Regions from separate parts of the Homo sapiens genome. Here region 2 is linked to region 1. Evidence: chromatin contacts called from ENCODE Hi-C data. All regions are on one chromosome and are shown on one strand. The core of a region is the stretch at or near the end of the contact, and the rest is flanking DNA. Distances in the headings are between cores, read along the strand shown. Region 1 overlaps ME3 (malic enzyme 3). Region 2 has its middle 93 kb from the start of CCDC83.

Region 1 (6,616 bases), core at 2,624-5,123:
ACAGTTTTAGCTCTCACATTTAGGTCTGTGATCCATTTCAGGTTGATTTTTGTTTGGTTTGAGATGTGTAAAGGTTAATTTTTGTGTTTAGTGTGAGGTGTCTAAGTTAACTTTTTTTTGCATGTGGATATTCAATTGTTTCAGCACAATTTGTTCAAAAGACTCTCTTTCCCCCAATGAATTACCTTAGTAATTTTGATTAAATTAGTAAATTTGATTAAAATTGATGATCAATTTGCCATAAAGGTAAAAACTTATTTGTGAACTCTCAGTTCTGCTTCATTTATTTATATGACCACACAGTCCTTTTTTGGTATAAATTTAAGGTGTACAAGTGCAGTTTTGTTACATGGATATGTTGCATAGTGGTGAAGTATGGACTTTTAGTGTAATCATTACCAAAATACTGCACATTATACCCATTAAGTAAATTCTTATCCCTCACTCTTCTTCCACTCTCCCACCCTTCCAGGTCTCCAGTGAGATTCCACATTCTTTGTTCATGTGTACACATTATTTAGTTCCCACTTATGAGAACATATGGCATTTCACTTTCTGAATTATTTCACTTAAGGGCCTCCAGTTCTATTTATGTTGCTGCAAAACACATGATTTTATTCCTTTTATGGCTGAATAGTATTCCATTGCACATATATATTCATTTTCTTATCCATTTTCTTTATCCAGCCATCGACTGATGGAAACTTAGATTAATTTCATGTCTTTGCTATTGGACCACACAGCCTTGATCATTGTATATTTATAGTAGGTTCTTGACATTGAATAGGGCACTTTGTTCTTCTTTATAATTTTTTTGACTCTTTGAGATCCTTTACATTACCATAAACATTTTAGAATCAGCCTGTAAGTTTCCACCAAAAAACCCTACAATGGTTTTGATAGGTATAGTGTTCACTTTATAGATTTGAATATAATTGCAATTTTGACAATATTGAGTCTTCAAATCCATGAACAAAGAATCTCTCTCAATTTATTTAGATCTTTAATTTCTATCAGCAATGTTTTGTAGTTTTTGGTATACTATACTTGCACTTCTAAAATTTATTTCTAAGTATCTTTTCTTTTTGATGCAGTTGTAAATGAAATTGTTTTCTTAATTTTATTTTTAGATCATTTGCTGCCAGCATATAGAAATAATGTTGACCTTGTATTTGGTGACCTTTCAAAACTAATTTATTAGTTCCAGTAGACAGAGAGAGAGAGAGAGGAGAGAGAGAATGAATGAATGAATGAATGTGTATGTGTTCTTTAGTGTTTTTTACATGCAGGATTAGGTCATCTGTGAATCAAGGCAGTATTACTCTTTCTTTCCAATCTTGACACCTTTAGCTTCTCTTTCTTGCTTCATTGCACTGGCTAAACACCCTCCGTGTTGACTAGAAGTGGTAAAAACAACGTCCTTGCCTTGTTCCAGATCTTAGGGAGAAAGTATTCATTCTTTTACCATTAAATATGATGTTATCTTTGGCTCTTTATAGATGTCCTTCGTTAGGTTGAAGATGTTCTTTTCTATTTCTACTTTGTTTAGGGTTTTTTCATAAATGGGCGTTGGTTTTTTTCAAATGCTTTCTTCGTATCTATTGGCATGATCATATGATTTTTTTGTCTTTCATTCTATTAATGTAATTGAACAACCATATTGAACAATTTTTGAATGTTAAAAAACTACGTTTCTGAGGATAAAGCCCACTTGTTTGTTGTATGTAATTTTTAAATTTCATGTTGCTGAATTTGGTTTGCTAATATTTTGTTTAGGATTTTTTCATCTATATTCATGAAGGATATTGGCCTGTACTTTTCTTGTGATATGTTTATCTGGCTTTGATATGGCAATACTAGTATCATAGAATGATTTGGGAAGTGTTCCCTCCCCTATTTTCTGAAAGAGTTTCTGCATAATTGGTGTTATTACTTAAGTATTTGATAAATTCCAACCAATGAAGCCACCTGGACCTGGTTTTTCTTGGGGGAAAGATTTTTTAATTACTAATTTCTTTACTTATTATAGGTATATTGATTTGTGCTCTAATCTTTGCTTGCTTTGAATTTTGTTTGCTTTCCCCCACCCCCATTTTCTTAAGGAGGAAGTTTAAATTATTGACTTGAGACTTTTTTTCTTTCCTTTCTCTCTTTCTTTCTCTTCTGATATAGGAATTTGCATTAGTCAGGGTACTCCAGAGAAACAGAACCAATAAGATCTTTCTCTCTCTCTCTCTGTTGATTTATTATAAGGAACTGGCTTGGCTCACATGATTATGGAAGCTGTCAAATTCTAAGATCTACAGGGTGAGTCAGCAAGCTGGAGATCTAGGAGAGATGATGGTATAGTTCCTGTCTAAAGGCAGGAAAAAGCCAATATCCCAGTTAGAAAGGCATCAGGTAGGAGTAAGTCTCTCTTACTCAAGGGAGGGCGAATCCATTTTTTCTATTCAGGCCTTCAACTAATTGGATGAAGGCAATTAGTGGAGGGCAATCTACTTTACTTAGTTTAATGATTTAAATGTTACTCTCATCCAAAGATACCCTCACAGCAACACCCAGAATAACATTTGATCAAATTTCTGGGCACCCTGTGGTGCCGTAAAATTAACCGTGACAACATTTAAAGCTATAAAGTTTCTCTCTAAACACTGCTTTAGCTACATCTTATTAATTTTGATATGATTTTAAAAATTCAGTTCAACATATATAACTTGGCTTGTGATTTCTTCTTTGATCTATGGGTTATTTTGAAATGTACTGTTTTCCAATATTTTGGAATTTCCCATAGTTTTCTGTTTATTGATTTCTAATTTAGTTATTAATTCTGTTACTCTATAGAGCCAATTGCATTTGAATTCCAAGGATGAATGCCGTTTCCAGGCAGAAAGCTAGAGTGAACTAAAATTTAATCAGTAAAGAGAAAAAAAGGGAAGGGAAGGACTTCCCAGAAGGAGAGACCAAGCATGGATAGTATCAGCACAGGCTTGAAAGCACATGTGCTTAGGGCTGGCAAGATGTTCAGTGTGGCTGGAACAAAGGAAGTGTAATTTGTGTCTTCTTTGTTTTTGTCTTGGTTAGTATAGCTAAAGTTTGTTAATTTATTTGATCTTTTCAAAGAACCTATTTTGCTTTCATTTGTTTTCTCTACTATTGTTTTTCTTTTCTACTATATTGATTATAAAGGATATGTAGCAGCGATACAGAGGAAATTGTGGGACATGATGTAAAAAGGTAGTGTCAAAAACTCCATGGTGTTCAGATTCCAGCTTCACTCTTCAAACTCTCTTCTGAATAGTTTTTCATTCTCTATGATCCCAAGGATCATAGAGGAGGGATGTTTTCTCAGGATATTCTTGGCTGAGCACCAGCACCAAGGAAGCAGTTCTTGGAAGAATAAGACCTGAGCAAGAAGTGAGTGGTATCTCTGCTAATTACTCTTCTAGAAGTCTAATAGTCCATCTAGCCTGTCCTTGAGAGTTGGTCATATAGGACCTATTCGTTGCTGGCAGTGGAGATCCTGAGGCTGAGGTAGCAGCAGGAGTAGGACCCTAAGCATGATTTATTGATTCCTTGATTATACAATGAAATTAGAGGCAGGAAGCTGCCATCTCCACATGTCTTAACATCTTAGCAGTATCTAATTTCAGGGGGCTGCAAGCTCTCTCCTGCCCCCACCCCTATGATATGGGCTCTGCTGAACATGAGAGAGATGAAGGCTAGCACTGAACTTGGTCTAAGAAACACCCAGGATGGACTGATATTACTCACTAAGAAAACTGCTTTGTGTTGCTCAACTACTTCAGAGAGTGAAGGATGGAAGCCAGAGTGTGTTCCAGAGCCAGGAAAATGAAATCAAGTCTTCCCTAGATCTCCCTATGGTGCTGTTCCTCTCACTGCCTCTCTTCCTCCTCACTGCTTGGCAGGCTGACCCTCCCCACCCACATTTCTCTGGTTTTCCTTTTAGAAAAAAGAATGTCTAAGACTCAACAACCCACAGGGCAGTGACCTGAATAGTTAGCGAGCTGCCGTTAGCCACTCAGCCTTCACACACTGCCGAGACTTGAAGGGTGTGTATGGCTGACATGGACTAAACTCCCTGATGGGTGGGCTGTGCTTTCTGGCTAGTGGCTGTGCTCACATTCTTCATCTCCCCATGACTCCCACCCATCTTTTCCTCTTGGGACTCAGTGTAAACACTGCTCTCCCTGAAGCCTTCTCTTACATTTCCATAGGAAGTATCCTCTCCCTTTTCTGACTGCCCTCAGTTTTTATCTGTTCTTTCATGAACTTACCACTTTCTCCCTTATGGCAAAATGAATTGTGTCCAATCTCCTCCACTAGATCCCGAGCTCTGTAAAGGCAGGATTCTAGATGAGATTCTGCATTTCCCACAAGGCCTGGCCAGTAGTTGGTGATTAATGGTTGAAGAAATGCTTAGGAAGGAACTCAGAGGAGGGTTCAGAAAAGTGAACTCCCAGGGCCTTCAGAGACAAGGCTTTTATTCACTGTATGCCTTGGCATCTCCTCTCACACCAGAAAGTTTAAAAGAAAAAACACAGCGACAAGGATTCACTTGGGCCATTTTGGAACCCATTTATATTGTGGGTGTTACTCTGGGCTTCATCTAGCCCCATACTAGCCTCTGAGACTGCCTCAGACCGTCTGAACATTCATGGCTTCCTTGGGCCAAGTGTAGCTGTCCAGTGTAAAGGAGTCATAGTCTGGAGTGTAGACCAGGGATCTTACAAAAGCCTCCTTGTCCTTAGGCTCTGGGTAGTAGGAAGCCAGGTTGTGTTTGTACGCGTAGTCGAGAACCTAGAGAAAAACATGTTTGGCTAAGGAACCGGATCTAAGGGGAAACCTGCTTAAGGATCCTTGCTTGGGAGCATGGGGGAGGGGAATACACCTTAAGGAACCAGACTTGTTTCTTTCATGAGTATGGCTCATGAAACAACTGGATAGGAAGGATTTTAAGCTTTCTTTCTGGACAGGCAGCTTTAACATAGTGGAATAAATACTGAGCCAGGGTCAAGAGGCTTCAGCATAAATTCTGCCTGCTTCCAAAGGCCTGTGGGTCCTCAGAGCTGATATTATCCTTGCTGAGCCTCAGTTTCCTCATCTGTAAAATGGGAGTAAAGAGACCTTTCTCTGGAGCAGTGTTAAGATAAAATTAGACAAGAGGCAAATGTGTCCAGAACCTGATTTTTTTTCCACTTGAATATGGGTTAAATTGGATGAACAGCCTGGACACTGTTCTCTGGGTATTAGATTTGGCTTCACGAGAATGTGAATCTAAATATCGCCCAAAGGAAGAAACTGACGGGGTGAAGCTGGACCCTGAGCTGGACTGTTAATCTTGAGGCTTGATTCTGGATTCTGTACCAGACAACTCATGGGTGTGTGTGCTGTTGTACGATGCATTTTCTGAAATTATTTTTAAAACTTATAGAAAATGTAAAACATGCATACTAATAGAAATAATAGTATGATAAACTGTCATGTATCTATTATCCAGCTTTAACAATTATCAATGTTGGGCCAGTCCTTATTGCACCATGTTCTGATTCTTTGAAAACCCATCATCTCTGCACAGTCTTATAGTCTGGAATATTCCATGAAGCTGATCACCCCATAGCCAGCCATTCTGAGAAAAAGGGGAAGAAAGAGATTTACCCTGGCTGAGAGAGCACTGGGTATGGAGCTTTTTCACTGTTCTCTGCCAATCTCCAGAATTCTGAGAGTGAGGAACTACTGGCCCTTTGAAGAAGGAGGAAACTGAGGCTCAGGGAAGTGAAGTGATTGGGCCAATATTATACCATTGCTGATTGGGAGAGCTGGGACCCCAAAGCCTGAGCTTTTTCCGTGATGCTATGCAAGCTGACCTTTCTTATAAATGGGCGCTTATGAGTCATTTCTAAAAAATTCCCATATTCTGGTCCACAGACATTGATGACCTTTCTGCTTGGTGTATTAGGGGAAATCCAGGAGCTTTCCCAGAACTGGCCTGGGTGGGTGTTTGGGGTGGAGCTCAAGCTGCAAACAAGAGTTTGTCACCCAGCCTCTGGGTTACAGGTAGTGCAGCTCAAGGAGATCCAGTGTCTCCACAGTTTCCATCCCCTTAACCCTCCTAAAGTCACAGACAGAGAAAGTGGTTGAGCCTCACTACCCATATTACAGGGGTAGGATGCCCCTTACTTTGATGGCAATTCTCAAAGACACGTCTCGGATGGTGCTGAGTGGTGGGTAGAGTCTCCCCTGGGACAGATGCTGCTCAGAGACTTCCTGGGCAATTTGCTGGGGAGAAGGAGAGAACCGAGAGGAATAAGCTGAGTCTCTGCCTTCCCAAAACAAGCCCAACCCGTTACCCCAGAGACTCACCCCACCCTGCATAGTTGGTCAAACACTGCAGTTCCAACTGTTGACTCTGTTACCAGGGAAGCTTAATGCTTGGGCGTAAGAGAGGACACATCCTTTCTGTACTATAAGACTGGCTGAGGCTTAAAACAACATTAAGTGTCTCTGAATTCCAAAGGAAAATCACTAAAGCCAAGATGAATAAATCTGTGGCCTGCAAAGCAAAGGCTATGAGATCTCCTCTTGGCTGGTCCAGCCT
Region 2 (7,491 bases), core at 2,213-4,712, 490 kb before region 1:
AGGTGCGGCAGAATAGGCAGCTTCAGCAAGGTCAGGCCCTAGTAGACTTTGTGCCCCCCCTGGGAGTTTATGGGTCTATGGAGACACGGGATGGTTCTTTTTGCCAGTGAACTGTCTGGCTGCTGTACCTGGGGGTGGCCTTTTGTGCCTGCCACTGATATTCCCACATTGCCTAGACACCCACATAACTGGGAAGAGCTACGTTCCTGGTTTTTGGGAGTGCAAAACCAGGTGGCTCTACCCCTTAGTATTAGCCATCCCTAGAGCAGGTGTCATAACTGTAGAAATGCAGGTTGCAGCCCTTGCTGAGCACACTGCTCAAGCCTTGAATTACACCCAAGTTGCCCTCCTTCTGTTGACAGATGAGGTTGATCAAACCAGGAAGGTAGCACTGCAGAACCAGATGGCCCTAGACATATTAACTGCTCCCCAAGGTGGCACCTGTGCTCTTTTGGGAACACAATGTTGTATCTTCATCCCTGGCATCTTTTGGGAACACAAAGTTGTACCTTTATCCGTGACAATCAACAAAACATAACAGCAGCTTTGCAAGGAGTTTCCCAGGAAATCAAGGCAGTTGAAAGCCTTACTGATGACCCCCAACAAACATGGTGGGCATCCCTGGGCTCTGGCCTATGCTGGACTCTTAATAATTATGGGTAGCATAGTGAGAATATTAATAGTGAGTTGAGTGAGTTGTTGCTCTCTGTATTGCTGCTGTGGCCTCTGGGTCCAGGGTTCTGCCCTGTGGGCACATCTCCCCACTAGGAGAACTCCCTCAGCCTAGGGGGTGGAGTATAAGGAAAATGGCTATGCTTCAGTCAGGAGTAGGCCAAGGCAGACATCCAGTACAGCACGACACAGCAGGTTTGGAGTGCAGGCACAAAATCTTGTGCACTATGTAATCACACTTATGTAGTCATTTAATGTAACCTGTTTGTGTGAGCCCATATGTGGCTTTAAGCCACTGTTGTCTGTGAGAAATATAATGGCACTGCTGACTCTGTAGGAGAGGGGGAGAGAATAAAGCCATGTCCCAACTGCCTATGGTCCCTCGAGTGTTCTTTCAGCTACCCACCACCCATCCACCAGCTCCCCTCAGACCTCAGCTCAGGTTGGAACCTGACAGACTAAAAAAGTCTTGTTTGCTGCCAAGAAGATGTCAGAGTTGAGAAGGCATCATTTGGAAAGGGAAGGGGAAAGAATGTCTGTATTAGTTCATTTGCATTGTTATAAAGGGATACCTGAGGCTGGGTAATTTATTTTAAAAAAGAGGTTTCATTGGCTCACAGTTCTGCAGGCTCTACAGGAAGTGTGATGCAAGCATCTGCTCTAGGCAAGGGTTGCAGGAAGTTTACACTCATGGTGGAAGGTGAAGGGGGACAGGTTTATCACATGGCAAGAGCAGAAGTGAGAGACAGAAGGGAGATGTTCCAGACTGTCTTAAACAACCAGATCTCATGTGACCTGAGCAAGAACTCACTTATCACCAAGGGGATGGTGTTAAACCATTCATGAGGCATTTGCCCTCATGATCCAATCACCTCCCACCAGGCCCTACCTCCAACATTGGAGATTACATTTCAACATGAGATTTGGAGGAGACAAACATTCAAACCATATCAATGTGCTTTCCTTCCATTAGTATCATTTCTTGTGTTTGAGATTTGCAGAATAGCAGTATCTCTAAAATAAATCTGCAGTTTTCTCAACAACTCAAATTCCAAACAGCTTACAATGGTAGCTTTGTTAATGACTACATTGCAAAGCAACTCTCAATAAAGTTGTACCACTGTGAACTTCCTATGGGTGTCACTCATTCAACAAAGCATTTATGGAACCAGTCAGGCACTGTTTGTAAGGTTTTAGGGATGCAAAATCAAACTGCTTCTTTCCTCAAATAGCTCATGGTCCACTAAGAGAGCCTGAGCCATCATTGCTGCTTTCAGTCTTCAGCAATAACAAGGAGGGAAGGAAGCAAGGAAAGTGGGAGAAGACAGGAAAAGCTATTCTAGGTGTGGTGGGTGAGGCTACCATGTGTTTAGCTCACACTGTTTTTAGTACCTTTAGTAATAGGCTTGGAAAAAGCAATTTAAGTAAAAATGAGTTTAGGAGGATTTTTATGTAGGTTTCAGTTCTCAGAATAACAAAGTATTTGAGTTTTGCATGTTGTTATTCAAGATTTGAGGGGCAGGAACAAGGTGGTTGGAGCTTGAGCTTCAGGGTAGTAAGTTGCTTACTTTAGGCCAAAAATTAGCTAGGTTTGAAGAAATTAAGGAGGTGTAAAGAGACAGAGTATGGGAAAACACATTCTGTGGAGTCAGGCTGGCTGCCTTTGCATCTTGGGTGGTCACTTAACCTCTTTAAACCCTGGTTTCCTCAACTATACTTTACAAACCTAATTCCCATACTGCAGTATTATTTAAGGATTAGAAAGTGTGTAACCTACACATAGTAGACATGCAATATATGGCAGTTGAAAAAATTGACATATAACAGGAATCTCTAAAGATTCTCTGGAAGTAGCCAAAGAGTATGGTTGTCTTTGCAATGCATTCACGTAAAGGCACACAGAGCAGAGTCTGTGTCCAATCCGTCACATGGTGTCAGGTGCAAACCAGTATGATGACAGCCGGGCTCTACACACTTTAAGTTTTAATTTGTATAGATATATGATAGTTTTATATGCATATGGGGTAACTACATGCTTATTAATCCAAAGGCTCGCTCTGTCTTTTGCTGAGAGCAAATCAGTCACCGCCCTGGTATAGGGGCATGGTCTTCATCCAGTAGGCTCCAAGGGCCCATCCTGAATCTGCTGATCTACTTGAGGCTGTAGGGACAAGTAGTAAACCTAGTTCCAAAATTCTTATGTGTAGCAGGAGGTGGGGTACAGGCATTTTTGTCTCTTCTCAAGCCATGTAGTCAGACACTAGAACCATTCAGGGAACAGAGAGGCTAGGTTAGTTTTATGGCAACAAAGGGCTGTTTGTTAAAGGACTGATTTCCTTGCTTGTTTTACTAGATGCCAACACAACAGTTCTCTGTATTTTTCTTGGAATAAACTGGCTTTTGTAACAGACACAAGGAAATGCACCCTCGAACAACTGAGGCTTTCTAAATATTAGTGACTTTAACTTGATTAAGTATTTCCATTTCCTATTCCTATGACTTTGTGAGGCTCATGTTCCCAGAAAGCCTTTTTTTTTTTTTTTGTATCGTGACTCTTTAGGTTGGTTATGTTTTAGGTCATTCTGTTCTTATGATCTGAGTAAGTGCTAAAAGCCTTTAAGATACTTTTAAAGAATCTTTAAATAGAAATGTTTTCAGATTTCCAGCACAACAAATGAGTCTTAAAGTAACTGCAGATTCAGATATCCTCACAGATTCTTAGCATAAGGTTTTGTCAGCATTTCCTTCCTCAAGTCCTGTGTCAACTCGCTGACCTCTTGCCTTCTTGGGTTACTGCCATCTTTTTGTATAAAAATATGCTAGCCCTTGCAACATTTTCCTCCTAAGAAGAATGAAAATTAACCACGTGGGATTCCCCTCTCTATGACTACTCTGAATGAGGCCAGCGAGTCACTTTTACCTCAAAGTCCTCAGACACCAAATCAGAGGGATGGTGTACCCTGACCTCCCTTGAGGTTCTAGCACAAGTGTGTAATTAACCTTAGAGCTTTAATGTTCTTCGTTACATCTCATTTTTACATCAGTCATTTTCGCCTAGCCACTTAAAAAGTGTCTTTTTTTACTTTTATGCTATTTATATGGAAATGTCAACGTGAGATATAGCTGGACCTAAAATCTGGTGAGAATGTACATATTTTCAACATGTCTTGTAACATTTACTCAGCACTAGCAGCTTGGATCTGCTTAGTTTTCATTTTTTTAAGCTTTTGATGTTTTTTGTATTTGTTTTCATTGACACATTTCAATTCTAAAACATTATTTTAAAAGATTTCTCAGATCTCAACTTGCAGTATGTGTCATGGGTTTTGAAGTCACAGATCAGAAAAAGCTTCATGAAATTAATTCTTCTAATAAAAATTGTAGGACTGTGGCACTGGTTGCTATTTTGTCTTTAAATATATTCTCCCTATTAGCAATAGTACAAAATATAAGTGAAAAAAATAAACTACTCTCCCCCTTCTTCTATAATCATCTATTTAGCTGTTTTAGTTGGTACACGGTCACTCAAATTAAATACATTTTTTTAGTCTTTAGGCTTTTTTTTAAATAGCCATATGACAAAGTTCTGGCCAATGGAATGTGAACAGAAGTGCAAGAAGTGTGCACAATTTCTGGGTCATCTCTTCTCCTGTCCCCACCCACCTGAATCCTGCTGCTTGGAATGTGGTTATGCTGCTTAGCCGTATTGGATTGTGCACCTGAGAGTAATACCTTAAGGACTGTGCGACACCAAGACACCTAGACCTAAAAGTGGACACTTAACAATCTTGTGGGGCAGAGTAGGCACACATACCAAGTCACACTTCCATGTGTGAGGGAAAAGAAACTATCTTGTTTGAATCATTGTTAGTTTAAGTTTACTGTTATACACAACCAAAACCAATCCTCATACAGAGACTGAATATTTCCCTTATGAGAAGTCAATGGTTTCAATAGTAAAATATTGTCTCTGCCAGGTGTGGTGGCTCATGCCTGTAATCCTAGCACTTTGGGAGGCCATGGTGGGAAGATTGCTTGAGCTCAGGAGTTCGAGACCAGCCTGGGCGATATAGTGAGACCTCCCCTCTACAAAAAGTTAAAAAATTAGCTGGGTGTGGTGGCATACACCTGTAGTCCCAGCTACTTGGGGGCTGAGGTGGGAGAATTGCTTCAGCCTAGAAGTTCAAGGCTGCAGTGAGCCATGATCTTGCCACTGCACTCTGGTCTGGGTGACAGAGCCAGACCTTGTCTCAAAAAAAAAAAAAAAAGAAAAAGAAAAAGAAAAGAAAAGTAGTCTCTAGTCTCTAGGACATTAAATAGGGCTGGGTAAGCAATTTATTCTGTTAAATTTTTTTTTTACAAATTGACATTTTGGGCTGGATGATACGAAGAAAAAATGTTTTAAAAAGGGCTCAAAGTACATTAGAAAGTATTCTACTTAGAAAATATCTATGGGCATCTAAACTGTTGCCCTAAGTATACTTATGTGTGGGGTTGGCTGTTTTCAAAAATGTGTTCTGTCACACCAAACTATAATATTACTGAAGTTGCCCCAGGACCAAGAACTCCTGCTTGTCGTGAGGACATGTGGAGTCAGGGGTTCAAAGTTCTGCTTTGAAAACCACTCATGGGATCTCCACAGGCATTGGGCTTTGGTCAGCTATGTAAAAAGGCAGAATTGGCAATGTCAACAATTTAGTAATACAAACAATAGCAAACACTTAAATGTGCTTATTATATGCACTTTACACATACTGATCCTATCTATTATAACCCTATGAGGTAGGGTCTATAATTACACCCATTTTACAGATGAAAAAACAGGCAGAGGGAAATTCAGTAACTTTTTAAAGTTCTCCAGGTAGTAAAGGAGCAGAGCCAGGATTTGAACACAGGTAATTTGGATCCAGAATCTAGGCTCTTGACTACAAGCTGTTCTGCATCCCAGTGAGAATAACAGTAATTACATATCACATCTTTATCATGTTCTGAGTGTATCTTTTAAATTCATTAAATACAAGTCAGGCATGGTGGCACAGGCCTGTAATCCCAGCACTTTGGGAGGTTGAGGTGGGCGGATCACTTGAGGTCAGGAGTTCACGACCAGGCTGGCCAACATGGCGAAACCTCATCTCTACTAAATACAAAAATTAGCCAGATGTGGTGGCTCACACCTGTAATCCCAGCTACTCGGGAGGCTGAGGCACAAGAATCTCTTTAACCTGGGAGGCAGAGGTTGCAGTGAGCGGAGATGGCGCTACTGCACTCCAGCCTGGGCAACAGAGTGAGACCCTGTCTCAAAAAAAATAAATAAAAATTTAAAAAATTCATTATATACAACAGTCTTATGAGGTAGGCACTATTATGATAATTTTACAGATGAAGAAACTGAGACAAAGGGAGAGTATGTAACTTGCTCAAACTGGGGTTTAAACACACAGCATGGCAGAGTTTACACCATTACTGCTATGCTGTACTCTCTCATCAAGCAGTAGTTGCTTCCCTCAGTGATGGTGATACTCTCCAAGGAAGGGATTTCTGCAAATGGTCCTCTGCGTATTTCCATATTCCAGGCTCTTCATCTGCCTTTCTTCCATCTCCTACCCCATAACATTTCCAGTCCTAACCACTCAGCATTTCCCTTTCTCCCGCTGATTTTGCAACCTATCTGATTGTCTCTCACCTAGCTATCTCCTCTAGCTCACTACAGCTTTCAGGGGCTAAGTTTTGCTCATGTTGGAAGACTGTTATAATAGTCTCCCTATAGTTCCTTCATAATACAGCAGCCAGAGCGAGCCTTTTAGCAACAAAAGTTTTTAAAGAATCCTCTGGTCAACATTTTCGGTGGCTTCCCCACTGAGAAAGAAATCCAAGCCTCAGCATGGCCTAGCCTAGGCCCACTGCCACCCCTGACCTCAGCTCCAACCTGCTCGCTTTGTTCAAACCTTGCTGGCGACAGTGCTGTTTCTGACTAGGGAAACAGGGCCTTTGTTCTGCCCTCTGCCCCCATATGTGGGGAGGAGAGCCACTCTCCAAATCTTACCATCCTGCTTCCTTACTTAGTATCTCTGTTCAAAGATGACTTCAAGGTCTTCCTTGACCCTATCCCAAACAGCACCACACTCTGCTCACATCACTCTCTCTACTATTTTTTTCTCACAACACTCATCATCATTTGTCATAAAATATTTGCTAATTGCCTACTCTCACAAGAAAATAAGCTCAATGAAAGAAGAATCTATGTTTTGTTTATTGATTCTTGCACCTAGAACTACTGGCACATTGAAGGCACTCAGTGTATTGAATGGATGAACGAAGAACTCAATCTGCTTTCTAAAAATCTTCCTTGGTCAGTCTTTTGCTTAGTATCTCTTTTAGTTCATAGCTTTTTGATATCTCTGCATTTTCTCAATGCCATGTGATCTGCCTTCTGTCCCTGACAATTCCCAGGTATATCTAGGGGTAAGGTTCAAGTTCCTAATTGCTAGAACCAATGGGCAGGTTTTGGTCTTTATTTTACTTGTGTTGGCCATTCCCTACTTCTTCAGTTATATCCTTGACATAATTATCTTTCCTGGTTCTCCGCCTCCAGCTTTGATTGTTCTTTCCTGGCCTTCACCCCTTAATAAGGGTGTGTTCCCTGGGACTCATCCTTGGCCCTTACTCTGGCACACAGTGGTTCCTTTGGTAATCTCAACCGCTGTCATAGGTACTTTTTTTTTCTTTATTTTATTATTATTATACTTGAAGTTTTAGGGTACATGTGCACAATGTGCAGGTTTGTTACATATGTATACATGTGCCATGTTGGTGTGCTGC

What was found. A loop is a pair of places that touch in the nucleus more often than their neighbours do. Pooled maps may share reads with other maps.
Region 2: a pooled map shows a loop between it and region 1 (2.9-fold over the local background). The contact joins two enhancer-like sites. A Hi-C loop is called at or near these places in 1 of 37 single-sample maps with no recorded cell type and 11 of 50 pooled maps.

Annotation. Positions count from the first base shown.
Region 1 is chr11:86,436,623-86,443,238 of GRCh38, forward strand. It overlaps ME3 (malic enzyme 3), which reads right to left. Exons shown (of 15, transcript NM_001161586.3): 14 at 6,199-6,297; 15 at 4,486-4,818. The coding sequence ends at 4,657. Among named protein-coding and RNA genes, the nearest start is that of CCDC81, 65 kb to the left of the region's middle. RefSeq lists an enhancer at 5,386-6,585. Within about 2 kb of position 3,874, at least 4 of the 41 ENCODE cell types and tissues checked have a DNase peak (open chromatin) inside an H3K27ac peak, as active enhancers do.
Region 2 is chr11:85,944,614-85,952,104 of GRCh38, forward strand. No RefSeq gene overlaps it. Among named protein-coding and RNA genes, the nearest start is that of CCDC83, 93 kb to the left of the region's middle. RefSeq lists an enhancer at 3,433-3,482. Within about 2 kb of position 3,463, at least 6 of the 41 ENCODE cell types and tissues checked have a DNase peak (open chromatin) inside an H3K27ac peak, as active enhancers do.